Regions from separate parts of the Mus musculus genome. Here region 1 is linked to region 2. Evidence: chromatin loops called from intact Hi-C (ENCODE). Cell type or tissue: left cerebral cortex. All regions are shown on one strand. Links, peaks and the distances in the headings refer to the core of each region. The heading gives the core; the rest is flanking DNA. Region 1 holds the start of Pmepa1 (prostate transmembrane protein, androgen induced 1). Region 2 has its middle 12 kb from the start of Gm36911.

Region 1 (8,330 bases), core at 144-8,143, 55 kb after region 2:
TCAAAAACAAACCAAAACCAAAACCAAACCAAAACAAAACAAAACAAAAAAGACTTTGAAACCAGCCTGGAGACCCTGCCTCAAACAAATAAGGGAGGGAGGGAGGGAGAGAGGGAAGAAAGAAGCCATCACATAGGTGAGAACCACTTTATAGTATTAACCAGTTACATGCATTATTCTTGACAACAGATGCAGAAATTTTTGCAAGTACTTCTGACCCATTAAGTCAACTTGAAGATAGTTCTTTGGGGAGTGTTTAGCCATACAGTGAACATCTGGACTCTTTCAGGCAGCCTGAAGCTCAACCTGCAGTATAAAGGTGTAGACACCAGGCTACTGAAAACCAACAAGGAGCCCGAGGGTTTCCGTCTAGAGCCAGGAGGGAGCCTGGGCTCAGCTCTGGCTTTCAGAAACACCTTACCTAAGCTATGGTGTCCGTCCCAGGCCTCCCTCGGCTTACTCGTGAGCAGACAGGACTGTCTGAAAGGGTCCTTTCCTTCTCATCCTCCCTCCTTTCTGCCTTCTGCCTTCCTGCTGCAGTTCCAAAGCCTGTCTTTCAGGAATCAGCTGTCCTCTGGAGTGGGGACCGATGTGAAGGACGGGGACAGACAGATGCCATTGTCTTGGGCATGGATGTCATGGCTGTTGAGCTAAGCCTCTTTGGCTTACTGTTGGGACCTTAAAGCATGGTGACATGTGTGCCCTACAGCTAAGTTCCTGTGTTCACACTTAACATGCAATACACAATCAAGAAAACTTGCTACGCTAGACACACAGGGATCACACTGCATGGATCTGCAGGTGCACATATATACATGAAAATAGCGTGTATTCACAAGCTCACCACACATGCAACATGTACACACACGTGCACATTGACACGCTATGGCTCTCTGCTATAACCAGGGAAGTACTTGTTCTTGGTAGGTGCTGAACAGGCTTCTAGGTACTTGGTACACAGTGGGCAGAGAGGAAAGAGCCATTATCAAGGAATGAAGTTGCCTCCAGTATGATCTGCATGCTTATGTGACTGGCCGTCCTCAGAGAACCACAGAGCCTCTACTGCGCCACAGAGCTCAAAGGCCATGGGGACCCACAGGGAAGAAGCTATGCGGGCTTGTCTTCCTGACATGGCCAGGCAAGTGCCAGCAATCAGGACCTCATGAGCATGCATAGGCTGCTTCTGCGGAGTTACTGCTCTTCACCCTCATTGTGAAATTCTGCCCCGCTGCCACCTAGGTTCGGCGAGGTGAGGTCACTGGGCCAGGTCACTCACGAGGCATCCAGAAGTGTCTGTCTCTCACCTCACCAGCTTCTCTGGCCTTGCTGTAGACACAGCCATTCTGCCTCCTAGATAAGCTTGTATAAAAGGGGAACAATGAAGAAAGGTGAATGGAGATCTTGGAGTTCACAAGGTTGGAGGGGCCTGAGATGTCTAGCAGCACCGAGGCAGAAGGGTGGGGTCAGGGCAGGGATGCAGAGGGCCATCTGCCCCACTGTGGTTTCAGACCCAAGCATCCAGCTTCCGCATCTCCTCCTAAACTCACCCTTACCTCAAACCCCAGTGTCCCTCCTTTGTCAAATGAGAACAATAATAGCTTGGACTCCAGGTTTTGTGTGGTACAGTATCGTAAGAACTAGTTCCCGGTGGGACCCCAGGCATATTTATGGAATTACAAGGAAGAATGTGAGGGGCAGGCAGGCCCCGATAAACATTAAGTAAAACATGCCTGGAGAAAGTCCAGAGAGACTAAGCCTGGCTCAAGGCATGCTGGGAATGACCTGGGGGAAATGCCTCAGCTGGAAGGACTTTCAAAGGTCATAAGCCAGGAGAAGATCTGGGATGGTGAGTCATGAAACCACCTAGGGCTGCCTGGGACTGCTTCTCCAACGGCTGCTTGGTCCCTGTGAAAGGGGCGGTGGCCAGAGGTAGGGAGGGGGAGGACTGGCCCCAGTGAGGTCTCTCACAGCAAGCCCTTTGTTGACTGAGCCATGACTTTCCAGAGTGCCCAGCCTCTGGCAGCCAGTGGGCACCATAAAGACATTGCCAGACTCCATCAGGCCCAGTCAAACCCCATGCTGACTCCTGCTCACCCTCATTTGGCAGCCAGTGTGAATCTGGCACCTGCACAAGGCTGGCCACAGGACTTTTGAAGGCCTCTGCTCAAAAAGTATTAACCATCACTCAGTTTGTGACAACATGGTCAGAGGATCTGGGAGCCGAGCCCCGGGCCTTTGGAGTGAGCCTGAGGTCCTGTGAGTGTGTGGCTCAGAGAAGGAGCCTAACCTGCAGCTGGCTTCGCACTGGCCACGAAGAAAGCAAAGCCCCCTCATGGCCAGGACAAGCCCGATTCTCTCTGCATGTTCCTCTGGAGCAGATCCAGCTCAGAGGTAGGGCACAGGGCCATGCTGTCTGGAGTCCCTGAAAGGCCTGCCCCGCCAGTTCCCTGGGGACACAAAACCATTTCATAATTCTGTGACCATAGCTGGATTGGGAAATAGATTCCCCAACTCCAGACTTCCTGAGACCAAGAGGGCCCTTAGCTCCAATACCACCCACAGCTTTAACCCTGCCTGGCATTTGCCACCTCAGTGGCGTCACTCTCACCTGGCTCTGCCTTCCCAGAAAGGCTGCCCCAGCTTCCTAGCCTCAGTCCTTCTGCTGTCTGATCTTCCATTGCATCTGTCTCTGAGTTATCACCAGATTCATGTCCATACATGTACAGTCTGGTCTGCCTCACCTCCAAGAATATGCACCCCAGGAGGGCCGCTACCAGGACAGGATGGCTCCCATCTGGCCTTCAGAGCGAGAGGACCCCTTGGGCCTTGACTCCAGCTTAGCTGCCATGTCTGTGGTCTCAGCTTGTCTTGCTTTCAGCCCCTACACCAGTGGGCCACACAGAGCCCAGCCTAGACTAGGAGGACAGTTTGTTGTCTAATGAACAAATAACCTAGCCAGGCATGATAGCACAATTACTTGGGAGGCTGAGGCAGAAAGATTGCAAGCTCAAGGTCATCCAAGGCAACATAGAGCTATTTTAAAAAGGAAGGTTATGAATGTGGCTCGGGTATTGCGAGGGCAGGTGTCAACCCCGGGTACCTGACAAAGGGAACGAGGGAGGAAACTCTTTCTCTGACCTGTGTCCCTTAGCCTGGTGGTGAGGAGCACACCACTCCTGGCAGAAGGAGTCCCCCACCTTCATTAACGCCATCTTGACACTGCTTCACTCCCTCTGGACAGAAGGCACTCATCCCGACAGTGGGCTCTGGCCTCACAGCCAAGTTCTCAGCACAACCAGAGGTACCTGGGCCATCAAATAACAGCCATTCATTCAGGTCATTGAAAGCTTTAGCTCAGACATACACTTTAGCATAGGTGTGACCCAAATACCGTGAGGTAGATACTGGTACTGCACAAGGGGTGTCTGAAATTCAGATTTAATCACGTGTCCTGGATTTTCTCAGCAGCCCCCACACCTGAAAGCCCCCGGGGGGTGCTAACAGTGTAGCCCATGGTCTTTCCAGAACTCTTCCCTCTCCTACCGACTGCTTTAGCCAAGGGCCTTTTCATAGGCAAGCCATCAGTCTACTGGCCTGCAAAATGGACATTAATGATCGCAGACTCCTCCCTCCCCAGGGGTGCCCTGAGGATTCAGTGAGCAAGAATTGCTATGTTCCCCCTCCCCCTGCCAACCCCCTCCCGCTCGCCCCCTCCCCGCACACACACACTCAAGGCCTGAACTCCCTCTCTGAAGCCCTGTTATGACCTTGCCATCACCCGCTGTCCCATTTTGCAGAGGAGGAAAACAAACTGAGGTGAAGACACTCAACTGAGATCACACAGCCGTGCTCACTAAGCTCTATGCCCGGCAGGTAGGCCCAGACACCATGAAGCCATCCAATCTCATTTTTACTGTGATGGGGTCAACAGAGTAAGGTCACACTGTAGCACCCAGTAAATGGTGGTCATAGCTGTCACCCCAGACAGGTCAGTGGGAGGTCAGGGCAATGGGAAGGTTGGTTGTTTTCCAACTCATTGAATTTATTGGTTGGTTCTACCTGCTACCGTCTAACCTCCTCTGCTGTGTAAAAGCTACCTCCTCTCGGGCTGGAGAGATGGCTCTGTGGTTAAGAGCAGGAACTCTCTTCCCGAACACCCGAGCTTGGTTTCCAACACCCATGTCGCATAGCTTACATCCACCTGCAACCCCAGCTGCAGAAGATCTGACGCCCCCTGCTGGCCTCCCCAGGTACCCCCCACACACTTAGCATTACACATAAAAGGCCAGCAAGATGGCTCAGTAGGTTAAGGACCTGGCTGTCCACCAAGCCAGAGGGCCTCAGTTCAATTGCCGGGGACCCAACTGGAAGGAGAATCAACTCTTGCAAGTCATTTTCTGACCGGCATGCACGCACATGTGACCTGGATGAAAAATAATCAAAACAGAAAGGAAAGAACAGGACTGTTCCTAGGTAGGAGACCAGTTATTATAGACTTGTGGGAGAGCACAGCCGGAGGCAGACGCACTAGGGAGAGTCTAGAACGGTCATGACCTTGAACCGTTAGGGAGAGGAGGAGGGCAAGGGAGAGAGGGGAACCAAGGAGAGCAGCCAGGGGTCAAAGGTTCAAAAGGAGGACAGGGCGGGTAACTAAACTGTATATGCGTTATATAGAGAAGAGCCTCCGGGGGAAGGGCTGGAGAGTTCAGGGTAGAGGGCAGGGGTATGCCCACCATACCCTGTAACAGATAGGGACCAGGGGCTGCTGGGAGAATTTTGAAATGTTAGGCAGGCAGCTCAGACTCTTGCCTCGAGTTTGACACACACACATACATGCGCATGCACACATGTTAAAAACTAAATTAAAAGCTTCCTCGTTTCCAATATAGCCAACGGTCAAGACGTTTCCCATGGATGGACAAGCCAGATCTCCTGTAAGGCCTCTGAAGGACGAGAGCTGCGCCACTGAATTCCTTTGCTAAGGTCCCAGACTCTCACAGTTTGTTGATAGAATAGCAGAACGGATTGCTGGAAGAAGACTGTAGCCATAGCAATCTCTATTGGCCCCATGGGGGTGGGGGGGGGATGGTTTTAAAATATTTTTCCATAAAGGGTAACCTGCTAGGGGCCAGTATTCCACAACACCCCCTACCCCCAACCAAAATCACACACACACACCTACCTTGTAGGAACTTTTATGCAAAGGAATTCAAACCTTTAAATTCCTCCAACTTACAAAATGTTTTTGTAAATCTCCCCCACCTTTTGATTTTGCAAAGCATCCCGCCAACCCCTTCCCAGAACTGAACAGTCCTGATGCAGCTGAGCCTTCCTTTCCTTTGCCAAGATCCATTTAAAACTAGCCAATCTTGAAAGACTGTGAGGCTGGGGCCCCGCACTCGTGGGGAAGAGACACAGTTGCCACCTGCGTTAGAACAAGAACAAATGAATCCCCTGCCCTGTCCTGGCTTTAAGACTGAGCTTATAGCTGGAGCAATGGCTCAACCCTTAACAGTACTTTACTGTTCTTCCAGAGGACCTGGGTTCAGTTTCCAGCACCCTCACGGTGGCTCACAACCATCTGTAACTCCAGTTCCCAGAGGATCGATCAATGGCCTTCTGGCCTTTGACATAAAGGACACACACGTCGCATAGACACGCACAGGCAAAGCATTCATACATATATAAAAAAATAAATATTAAAAACAAAAAGCAAGATTGAGCTGCTATTTCAAACAAATGGACTAAGCACCTTGGAACCTCCCTCTGGGAGGACACTGGGCTCCGCGGTGGCTCCTCCAGGAAGGTCACGGAAGGTTAGGCAGAGGAACCCACTTCCTGGGCTGCTCTGAAAACTATTCTCTCAGCTTCACCTATTCACCAGTCTATTAAAAATAAATAACAAAAACCTGTGAAAGCTTTCCCCTTCTTTAATGACAAGGGACACAGCCCCTTAAAGTCCTTGGATCCCTCGTGGGCAGGGACAGGTACTCCATCAGGCTGTGCAGAACTTAGGCTCCGTCTTCCTGAGCCTTCACCGCTGTGCTTAGCTGAACCGAACACTTTCTCTGGCTGTAAAATGAAGCCAAATAATAATTTGTCTCCCCAAGTTGCTATGGGAGACATTACTATCTGGTGTGCTTCTGGCACACAGTAGGCACGCCAGGCGACTGAAAGTTTAGGAATGGGTCAAGGAGGCGTACTTCATATTTGAGGCTGGCTTTGCGCTAGGGATGGGAGGCCTCTTATGTAACAGTTTAATATCTTTGAAGCCAGAGCACGGGTTCCCATAGCTCTCCAGTAATTAATTAAAACTTAATGAACAAAAAGCACCCTCCCTTGACCCCCTTTTACACTCTGAGCCACACAACCCAGTCGGTGGCCCTTGGGGCGGCAGATAGAGGGTGAGGGTGTGTAACTGCTTGGGTGTCCCATAATAGTAACACACACACACACACACACACACACACACACTCTCACCCCCAGTCCCGGGCACTAATTTACAAGGCAAGGACCAGGGGGCGCTTCTCGGGGCGTGTCTACAGAAATTCCAGTCTATCCAAAAGGCCCAGTTAAAGAGCCGCGCGGGGTTGGGGGTTGCGGAGGGGCTCAGACTAATTCTCAGTCTCCTGAGAAATACAGCTATGGATGGGTCTTTACTCCAGACCCTCCATGCTCTGATCTCCATGCATTAAACTCTTCCAAGGCGCCCCAGAAACCTTATAGTCTTCGGGTGCCCCCAAAAGCCTGGGTGGAGGGCCCCAGGGGCAGGAGTTGGAGAGGAGAACACCTTAACTTTTCGTCTTGATTCTTGTTCTGTGTTGTGACCGCCGCAGGCACGGGGGCTCCCGCGGACCGGGCCTGCGGAGTCTCGAGGGCGCTGGGTCTACGCAGCGCCGGCGACCGGTCTACATGGACGCTAGGCTCGGGCCCTTTAAGAGCCCGCCCCGCGAGCGACGGGCCCGCCCCCCGGGCCGAGGAGGGTGCGGGGGCCGTCGGCGGGGATTGGCGCAGCGCGCGCCCCCTCCGCGGCCCCCGCGCGGTGGGAACCGGCAGCCCCGTCTAGCGCTGACGTCAGACCGTCTGCCTGCCTCCGACCGCGGGCGCGCGGCGCAACCCGATCTCCTTGGACTTGAATGAGGAGCGGGCGGCGGCGCTCAGCTGCGGATCGGCCGGCGCGCAGGCTGAGCCCGGCGGCCCCGTGCCCCGGCCGCCCGCCCGTGCCCCGCACGCCGCCCGCGGCCACGGCCCGCCGCCCCGGGGCTCCCGCTCGGCGGCCGGGGGACCCAGCTCGCCTCGGGGACCTCGGCGGCGCCCCGAGCCCGCGCCGCGCTGCTCGCTGTATGCGGGGCCCGAGCCCCGCGCGCCGGCCGGAGCCGCCCCCGCGCCCCGCGCCTCGCGCCCCGCGCCGCCCGTGACCGCTTGATGGGGGTCAACGGCACCGCCGCCGCCGCCGCCGGGCAGCCCAATGTCTCCTGCGCGTGCAACTGCCAGCGCTCTTTGTTCCCCAGCATGGAGATCAGTGAGTGTGCCCTGTTCCCCCCGGGACAGCCCCGTGGGATCCCCGGCCCGGGACATCGGGATCGCGTGGGGACTCGGGGGCCGCGCGCCTGCCTCGCCCAGGCTCCCCGGTTGCGCTCGCCGCGCCCGGGGCGCGCCCTCCCGGAGGCTCGCGGCAGCTGGCGGCCGGCCCGGCTTTGTCCCGCGGCGCTGCGAGCCTGGCACGGTCCCCGCCGCGCGCGCCCCGCCCGGCCCGACTCGGACCCGGGGCTCGGCGGGGACGTCGCGCCTCTTGGGAGGGCCAGGGGAGCCGGGTCGGGGAAGTTTCCATTCCGTTTTCCCTAGGGGCCGCGGCGATGGAGCAATTAGGCTCTTTATCAACTTTGGGCGGGGGAGCGGGCGGGGGAGACACTGTCTGGCCCGGGAGGTGTCTGGGGCTCCTGGCGTGTGTCTGGAGTGGCCATGGCGATGCGTCCCGGGTTTCCGTGCGTATGTAGAGTGCGCTAGTCTGTCTGTCTGAGTCTCCGCGCGTCTTTTGGTGTCTGTGGTTCAGAGTCGCGGTCTGTGCCGGCCGAGTGCGTGTCCGAGTGTTCCTGCATCTCAGTGTGACTGATTTGCTGTGTGCTCGTGGCGGGGGTTGGGGATATGATCTGGATCCAGCCAGATTTAAGGACCGTTTGTGTTCAGGTGTCTGAATCCAGGGCTCAGCGCTGGCGCGTCTAGCCCACCGCGGATCCCCAGTGTGTGTCATTGTGAATGTCTGTCCCGGACTCCTATAAATAGCCTCTGTCTGGACTGCTTGGCTCACTCTGGCTGGGACGGTGGTTACA
Region 2 (8,330 bases), core at 67-8,066:
GGAGTCATCCATTGTCCATGTAAATCACACAAGCCAAACGAGCGGTGCCACACATCTGTAATCCTAGCACTAGGGAGGTAGAGGGAGGGGGGCATGAGTTCAAGGCCATCCTCAGCTACATAGCAAGTTTGAAGCCAGCCTGGGCTACATGAGACCTTGTCTCAGAACAACAACAGTGAGATTCAAAATAACAGAAATACATAGGGGAACATTGGGAGTTTGTTTGTTTGAGATGCATTTTATTTGTGTGTATGCGGTGGTTTAAATGAGAGTGATCTACTTGGTCCCCAGTTGGTGGCTATTTGAGGAAGATATGGAGGTGTGGCCTTGTTGGAGGAGGTATGTCACAGGTCTTTGAGGTTTTAAAAATACCTGCACCATTTTTACTTCTTCTTCTTCTTCTTCTTCTTCTTCTTCTTCTTCTTCTTCTTCTTCTTCTTCTTCTTCTCTCTCTCTCTCTCTCTCTCTCTCTCTCTCTCTCTCTCTCTCTCTCTGGCTTGCATTTAGATAAATGAGCTTTCAAATGTCTTTGCTTTACTATCATGAACCCTAACCCTCTGGAACCACAAAGCCCAACTAAAGTTATGTTTCAAGTTAAGATTGCTATGCTTAAGAGATCTATAAAACAAAAATGCCTCTAGCCTATAAGTCCCACTTGCCCAAAGCCAAATAACTTCCTGAGGTTCTGGAATGCTTTTGCTCATGCACACTAACAAGCCATGTGCTTTCACTTCTCTAAACAAGGTTGGTTGCCCCGACGGCACAGGCTGCGCTTGACCACACGGAAGTGGGAGTTATGTAGGCAGGAAGTGCACCAGGATGCATGCTTGCGGCAAACTGGACCAAGGCAGGAAGTATGTAGTCTTGAGGGTGTTGCCTGTAGAAACACAGAACTAACAGAATTCACAGCTATTTTTGGGGAATCCTGGGTTTGGGCCTGGCCAATGTCCATCATTCTGGCCAGTTTTTAATAAAATTACTTCAAAATTGGCTCAAAAATCCTAATAGTGGTCTTATTCTCGACCAGTGGGATTAAAAGTGACCTCAGTCACAGGGCTTTATCGCAGCGATAGAAAGTAACCAATGCAGATGTATGCGCGTGTTTTGCCTGCGTTCGTGTCTATGTACTATGTGCATGCCTGCTGCCCAGAGGTCAACAGAGGGAGTCTGATCCCCTGCAAGTGAAGGGACGAATGGTTGTGAGTCACTGTGAGGGTGCTGAGAACCAAACCTGGGTTCTCTGAAAGAGCAGCAAGTGCTCTTTACTGCTGAGCCGTCTCTCCAGCTGTTCCGGTGGGGACTTTTCATGGTATCAGTGTTCTCAGAGCACGGTGGAGTGCTCCCAAGATGTCACATTCAGGCCTTGTTCACACTACAAGCTACACCCACAGGCATATCATGAGGTTCAGCAGCCATGTTTGGCCCTAAGAGGAAGAAGTCTGGCTGTCAAGAGTCATGATTTAATCCGGGCCTAGTGGTGTAAATCTGTAATCTGAACACTTAGGAGGCTGAGACAGGAGGACTGGCCAGAGTCTGAGAACAGCTTGGGTCACACAGTATATTTTGAAGGATAATGAAGTGCATAGTTTCTGGAAGTTTCTGAAGTGTATAGTTTCTGGTTTGTTCAGCTTCTTCAATTGTTCCTTTGCCTGAGTTACATATGTAGTTACTAAATTTCCCAGACTCTGGGGTTAAGGGACAATAGACTGGGAACTTTGGAGTGAGGAGTGTTGGTGCATGGGGTAGGTGGAGCCCCTATGGCCCCTGCCCAGCCTGAAGCCCTGTTCCTGTCCTGTCTGGCTGTGCCAATACCACTTCTGTGTACATACACACACACACATGCACACACACAGCACACACACACAGCCTGCACACACACACAGCATGCACACACACACAGCATGCACACACACACACACAGCATACACATACACACAGCCTGCACACACACACACACACACACAGCCTGCATACACACACAGCATACACATACACACACCCTACACACACACACACACACACACAGCCTGCATATACACACACACAGCATGCACGCACAGCATGCACCTGCACATACTCACACAGCCTTCACACACTCACACAGCCTGCACACACACACAGCCTGCACACACACACAGCCTGCACACATATATACACACACAGTCTACGCACACACACACAGCCTGCACACACGTGCATACACACACATAGCCTCCATACACACACACACCATATACACACATACACACACACACACAACCTGCACACACACCCTGCACCCTGGCCGTGATGGAGATTGTCACATCCTTCCAGAGTCAGAATCTTGGAAAGTGTTATTTAGCAATGACTTGAGACTGGAGACCCACTTGTGCAGAGACGGGGGCACTTTCCCAAGCTGTCTGCAGGACGGAACAATAAAAAGTTGTTCCTGAATCCCAGGCCTGAGGATCTCACTCAGCCTCCGGTTTCCTTCCTCTGTCGCTCAGCTCCTACCTCCTTCACCACACCGGAGGCTCTGCAGCCAGACAGCCTGCTTGTCTTCCTGCCAGCTGGCAGAGACGTCTGGACCCCGGTCACTCCACTCACGGGACTGTTCTCTGGCCCAGAGAAAGAGACAAACAGGGCAGCCAGCTGTACTCAGCTCCTTTCTCTCTTCCCACTCCCCCACCCCCCCCCACCGCTACCACGGACAGGCAGGGTGAGAAGGCAGAGACCAGAAAACCCAGTGTTCTGAGGACTGATGTCTAAGGTGCTCTGGAGAGCTTCTGGAAAACACTTTTGTGAGTGACAGCTTGCAGCTACCCTCTCACCCTGGTCAGAACGCCTCCAGCCCCCCCCCCCCCGGTGGCTCCATAACACCCCACTGTCCCAGTGCCCTTGGGTGCAGCGGTGACCTGGCTACCAGCCTTCTGAAAAGGCAAGTGCTGTGAGGAGAAGCAGGCTAGGGACACATCACCATGCCCCTTCCTGCGTCCCTTGCCCAGCGTCACCTGGTCCAGGAGGCCTCTCTTTACCGGCCTTTTTTCTTTCCCATGCATAAAAAGCAGGAGGCTTTTTCTCATCACCTTGCAACCTCCCTCCCACACATAGCAAAGTGGCATCCCTGGATGTGAGATTGTGGAACCCAAAAGTTAACACACGGTAGCATCTGCACCTGCCTCTGCCTTGATCTCCAGCCTCCGCCTCCCTGAACCAGGGTTCTGAGAAGTTCACTGGAACATGAAGGACAGGGCATGGCCTAAAAAGACAGCCGCCAGCTGTTCCTCTCACTGTAGGTCTGACAGACACACTCTGGGGAACCCGCATCTCCCATATGGCTGTGGAAATGGGAAAACATCTTTAGAAATCAAAAGTACACTTCCCAGGAGAAATGGAGGCTCCTTCATGGGGTTCTGGCCCAGAAAAGAACTTTCTGGAAAGCAGGGAAGCTGCTGTGTTTGTTATCCTCCGGGAGAGCATTTCCAGCCGGGTGTGAATCTTCCTGCAGTCGCCCTGAGGTGGCAGACACCCCCTGCTCTGCTCCAGCTGCCTATGCAGCAATTCATTTGTTTACCAAATGTCTGAAACGTCTAGACAGGTTTTGGGGGTCAGACACTGAAGTCCCCCCGGCGGCGGCTTCTGCAGGAACTGAGTGGAAAGCTAGGCGCTGCTGTCTGGAGCTCCTGGCTTACCCGTGTGTTAATTCCCTGCCCTTTTTATCAGCTGACAGCTTCCCGCAGATAAAGCGGATTTCATTTAAGCTTTTGCTCACCAGGCAAGATGAATATCCCAAATTCCAGGCTTCTCCCCAGGGGTAGGAAAAGAAGGGGATGTTTTGGAAACATTGTGGATCCACAGAAGTCATCAGAGCTCTGGATACCAAATGAGGCAGGCACCCCTGAAGGGAATGGGGGGTGTGGGAGAAAATGGCCCTGTCCCGGTGAGGGTCAAACGCACATACAACAGTCGTGGTTTTGAAGAAGAGGTCTGGCTGGCTTCTGAAGTCAAGACCAGAGGGAACAGGCAGGCGACAGACCCTGTGGATTAATCACGAAATTGTCACCTTTTAACTGCGTACAGGGAAGCAGGTCTCCTTTCTCTGTACCCCAGTCGCATCAACAAGTATCCAAGACCAAGGGCAAACATCTCTGGGAAGACCCCAATTGTTCTGCTGTCACAGGGGAGGTGTCTGTGTGCTGTCCTTTCTCGGGTCTGGGAGACCAGAAGCAATGGAAAATCCTTGCACTGAGACAGGGGATGTACAAGTCTGAGTTAGAGACACAGGGTGGGGCTACCAGTCTCCCAGAGCCTCTGCGCAGGGGTAAAAGATAAGCTGAAATAGGATGGGACAGAATAGAATCTGGCTGTGAGGCAAATGCTTGCCCCATAGGAATGGCCTGCTGTGGCTACCAGCACAGGGTCAGGCCAAACTAGGACCCTGACTTGTGTCTTGCTTATTTCTTACTTAGTGGGTGGGTCTCAGACAAGCAGCACAAACCTGTGAGGCTGGGCTGGGCTGGGCTGGGCTGGGCCTCTCTGGCAGGATACTGAGCCATTTGCACCTCTAGCTATCTCCACAGAGGAGTCTGAATTCCAGTGGCCTGGGATTCCGGCTCTACACCAAGTCCAGGCAGGCAATGGATAGTGGAATCTGGTGACAGAGATTGGCCATGCACATGGTCTGTGGGTCATTGTGCTGGGTAGTAAGTATCTTTGTAGCTCAGCACAAGTGAGATTATCTGAGAAGATGCAACCAGTATTAAGAAAATGCCTCCATAAAACTGGCCTGTAGGCTAGCCTATGGGACATTTCTCTCTCTCTCTCTCTCTCTCTCTCTCTCTCTCTCTCTCTCTCTCTCTCTCATTCTCTCTCTCTCTCATTCTCTCTCTCTTTCGCTCTCTCTCCCTCTCTCTTCCTCCCTCCCTCCCTCCTTCCCTCCTTCCTTTCTTTCTTTTTTTTACTGGTTATCTTATTAATTTACATTTCAAATGTTATCCCACTTCCTGGTTTCCCCTCTGCAACCCCCCTATCCCATCCCCCCTACCCCCTGCTTCTATAAGAGTGCTCCTCCACCCACCCACCCATTCCTACCTCACCACTCTAGCATCCCCCTACACTCGGGCATCGAGCCTTCACACGACCAAGGGTCTCCCCTCCCATTGATGCCAAATAAGGCCACCCTTTGCTACATAAGCAATTGGAGGCATGGGTCCCTCCATGTGTACTCTTTGATTGGTGGTTTAGTCCCTGGGAGCTCTGGGGGGGGGGGGGTCTGGTTGGTTGATATGGTTGTTCTTCCTATGGGGTTGCAACCCCTTTAGCTCCTTTAGTTCTTTCTCTAACTCCTCCACTGGGTTCCCACTCTCAGTCCCATGGTTGGCTGCATACGTCATCCACATCTGTATTGGTCAGGCTCTGGCAGAGCCTCTCAAGGGACAGCTATACCAGACTTCTGTCAGCAAGTGCTTCTTAGCATCAGCAATAGTGTCTGGGTTTGGTGTCTGCATATGGGATGGATCCCTAGATGGGGCAGTCTCTGGATGACCTTTCCTTCAGTCTTTGCTCCACTCTTTGTATGAGACATTTTCTTAATCAATGATTGATGTGGGAGAGTCCAGTTCATTATGGGCAATGCTACCCTGAGGCTGGTGGTCCTGGGTTATATAAAGAAGGGGGCTAAGCACACCATGAGGAGCAAGCCAGTGAGCATCATTCCTCAAAGATCTCTGCTCCCAGTCCCTGCCTTGAGTTCCTGCATGACTTCCCTCAGGAATGACCTGAGAGCTGGAAGCAGAACTAAATGTTTCCTCCCCTAGTTGCTTTTGGTGGTGTGTTTATCACAGTGATAGAAATCTAACTAAGACAGTCTGCCTGGCTGTTACAGATTCTGTTAGGAGAAATTATATAGCTTTACCACCTGTAGGTGACTTGGCTCCCAGTGGTGTCCCAACTCCTCAGTGTCTCAGCTGGGGTAATAGAGAAAGGAGCCTGCACAGGCAGTCATGTGACTAGAATCCACAACCAAAATGAATACAAGAATTCCTAAGGAAGCCAAAGAATATACAAAGGTGCTGTTGATGCACTTTCTTATGTGTCACACCGAAGTGCAGCTGTGTGCAAAGCTTCCACTGGAGACACAAAGCAGAGGGCTCATAGTTCACACCATGTTGGGGGGGACACAAGGCAAAGGGCTCACAGTTCACACCATGTTGGGGGGGACACAAGGCAAGTGGCCCACGGTTCACACCATGTTGGGGGGGGGACACAAGGCAAAGGGCTCAGAGTTCACACCATGTTGAGGGGACACAAGGCAAAGGGCTCACAGTTCACACCATGTTGGGGGGGGACACAAGGCAAAGGGCTCACAGTTCACACCATGTTGAGGGGACACAAGGCAAAGGACTCACAGTTCACACCCACTTGAGGGGACATAGGGAGAAGATCTCACAGCTCACACTGAGTTGGGGGGACATAGGATGAAGGGCTCAGAGTTCCCACTGATTTGAAGGGACACAGCACAAAGGGTTCACAGTTCACACTGAGTTGAGGACACAGGATGAAGGGCTCAGAGTCCACACTGAGTTGGGGAACACAGTGCAAATGGCTCACAGTTCACACTGAGTTGGGGGAACACAGTGCAAATGGCTCACAGTTCACACTGAGTTGGGGGAAACACAGTGCAAATGGCTCACAGTTCACACAGTTCTGGTTCTTGTTTATTGTTTTTAGTCTGGAGATTGAACACAGGCAGGGCTTGCCTGTGCTAAAACATACGCATGCAAAATGAAACTGTATAAAATAGAAAAGTTCAGACTAGCATAAAGATTTCTGAAGTCAGTCTTTGAATGATCTTTGGTCAATTATTAATGTATTCTAGAATTGCAATTGAGCAAGCTTCTTTATTCATAAGCACTGCTGGGAGAACTGAGGCAGCTGGGTGCAGACTAGTCTGTGTATCTGTCTCTATGTCTGTCTCTGTCTCTCTGTCACTGTCTCTCTGTGTCTGTCTCTATCTCTGTGTGTGTCTCTCCCTTTCTGTGGTGTTACTTGGGGAAGGGGGTGGAGGGTCACCAAGGGACAGAAGCAGATGCTTTCATGGGACACCCAGTCCATGCTGAGAGATGCTTTGACGCAACACACACACACACACACACTCACACACTCACACATACACTCATACACACACACATATGCACACACACACACACACACATACACATGAGATTGCTCTGTATACTAGCGAGTGTCATGACAAGTCACAGGAAGCCACCAATTTATGAAGACCTCAGGCTGCATTGTTCTAGACCCAAACTTAGTGATGGGTAAGTTCAGCCATAGCCAGGAAATGTTTTACCCCCAGGGGTAAGCACAATAAGGAAAAGGAGGGTAGGGGTCATAGTCTGGGGCAGCGGGAAGGGATAGTCTGGGGTGGGGAGTCTGGTGGCCCTGCCCTGGGTCCCATGACATCTCTGTAGTATTTTAGGCAGGAACACAGCGTGGGGAGGGCACCTCTGGCTGCCTCTTCCAGCTCTGAGGCTGACAGTCTAACTGGCTTTTGTGAAGTGCCTGGAGCTAGACACTATCAGACCCAAGAGTGGCCTAGCCTGACACCTGACCGGTGTCTCTGAGAGACGTCAGGCCTAATGGGGAGAATGAAGCTGAGGCCCAGAGGTCTGACAGAGTCTGTGCCCTGGGATCTAGAATAACACCCATGGGGCTGTAAGCAATCCTGCAACAGGCTCTGGCTGCCCTGGCTAAGACAGCACCCCAGCCACGGACAGGCACATGTCAGCACCTTTAGATGCACCCCCAAGGAACCAAGAGAAGACTGTGAGGCCAGACAAAGACACCCACTCCTCCCCAACCTCGGCGATGCAGAGTGGTCAAGAGTAGCTGGATGCCTGCTGTGAATTGCCAGAGCCATAGGCTGCAGGCAGATCAGACACAGAATAGAGCTTGGACAGATTTCATCTCTAGTTTCTTTCTAATTGAGGCCTCGTTGGCACATCAGGCCTTCTTTCTCCTCTTGTGCACTGTCTAGCACATGCATATTGAACAGTCCTGGAGCCCAGTGCTAAACTTAAGTCAGGTTTTCTGCTGAAAGTCGCGTATGAGCTAATGGGTCTCACCAAGAGTCACCTGGGACCCTGCATTCTGTCATGGGTGCCCCTCATCCCATGCAGTATCCCTTGCAGGCCCAGTACTCCCTGTCTGGCCAGCATCCCTCTTCTGCCCTCTGGGAACAGTATCCCAGATCTCTTTCCAGGAGCTGAACCAATATCTGACCTCGACCTTGCTATAGCAAATTAGAACACCGTATCTGTCCAGCAATGATGACTGGTTCAGAAATG

What was found. Peaks named below come from ENCODE experiments on the same cell type or tissue, not always from the same donor. Only the 100,000 strongest peaks of a DNase experiment are listed, where the experiment ranks them.
Region 1: it touches region 2 in a loop (2.8-fold over the local background); 10 of 42 quality-filtered maps call a loop at or near these places.

The regions. Positions count from the first base shown.
Region 1 is chr2:173,275,280-173,283,609 of GRCm38, reverse strand. It overlaps Pmepa1 (prostate transmembrane protein, androgen induced 1), which reads left to right and starts at 7,077. Exons shown (of 4, transcript NM_022995.3): 1 at 7,077-7,522. The coding sequence starts at 7,426. In left cerebral cortex, for the core only: CTCF peaks have their summits at 3,399, 4,260 (motif pointing left) and 7,048; DNase peaks (open chromatin) are centred at 6,541, 7,038, 7,572, 8,083 and 1 more place; H3K4me3 peaks cover 1,487 bases; H3K27ac peaks cover 1,064 bases.
Region 2 is chr2:173,330,297-173,338,626 of GRCm38, reverse strand. No RefSeq gene overlaps it. Among named protein-coding and RNA genes, the nearest start is that of Gm36911, 12 kb to the left of the region's middle. In left cerebral cortex, for the core only: no CTCF peak of the experiment used is centred there; DNase peaks (open chromatin) are centred at 785, 2,539 and 3,476; H3K27ac peaks cover 707 bases.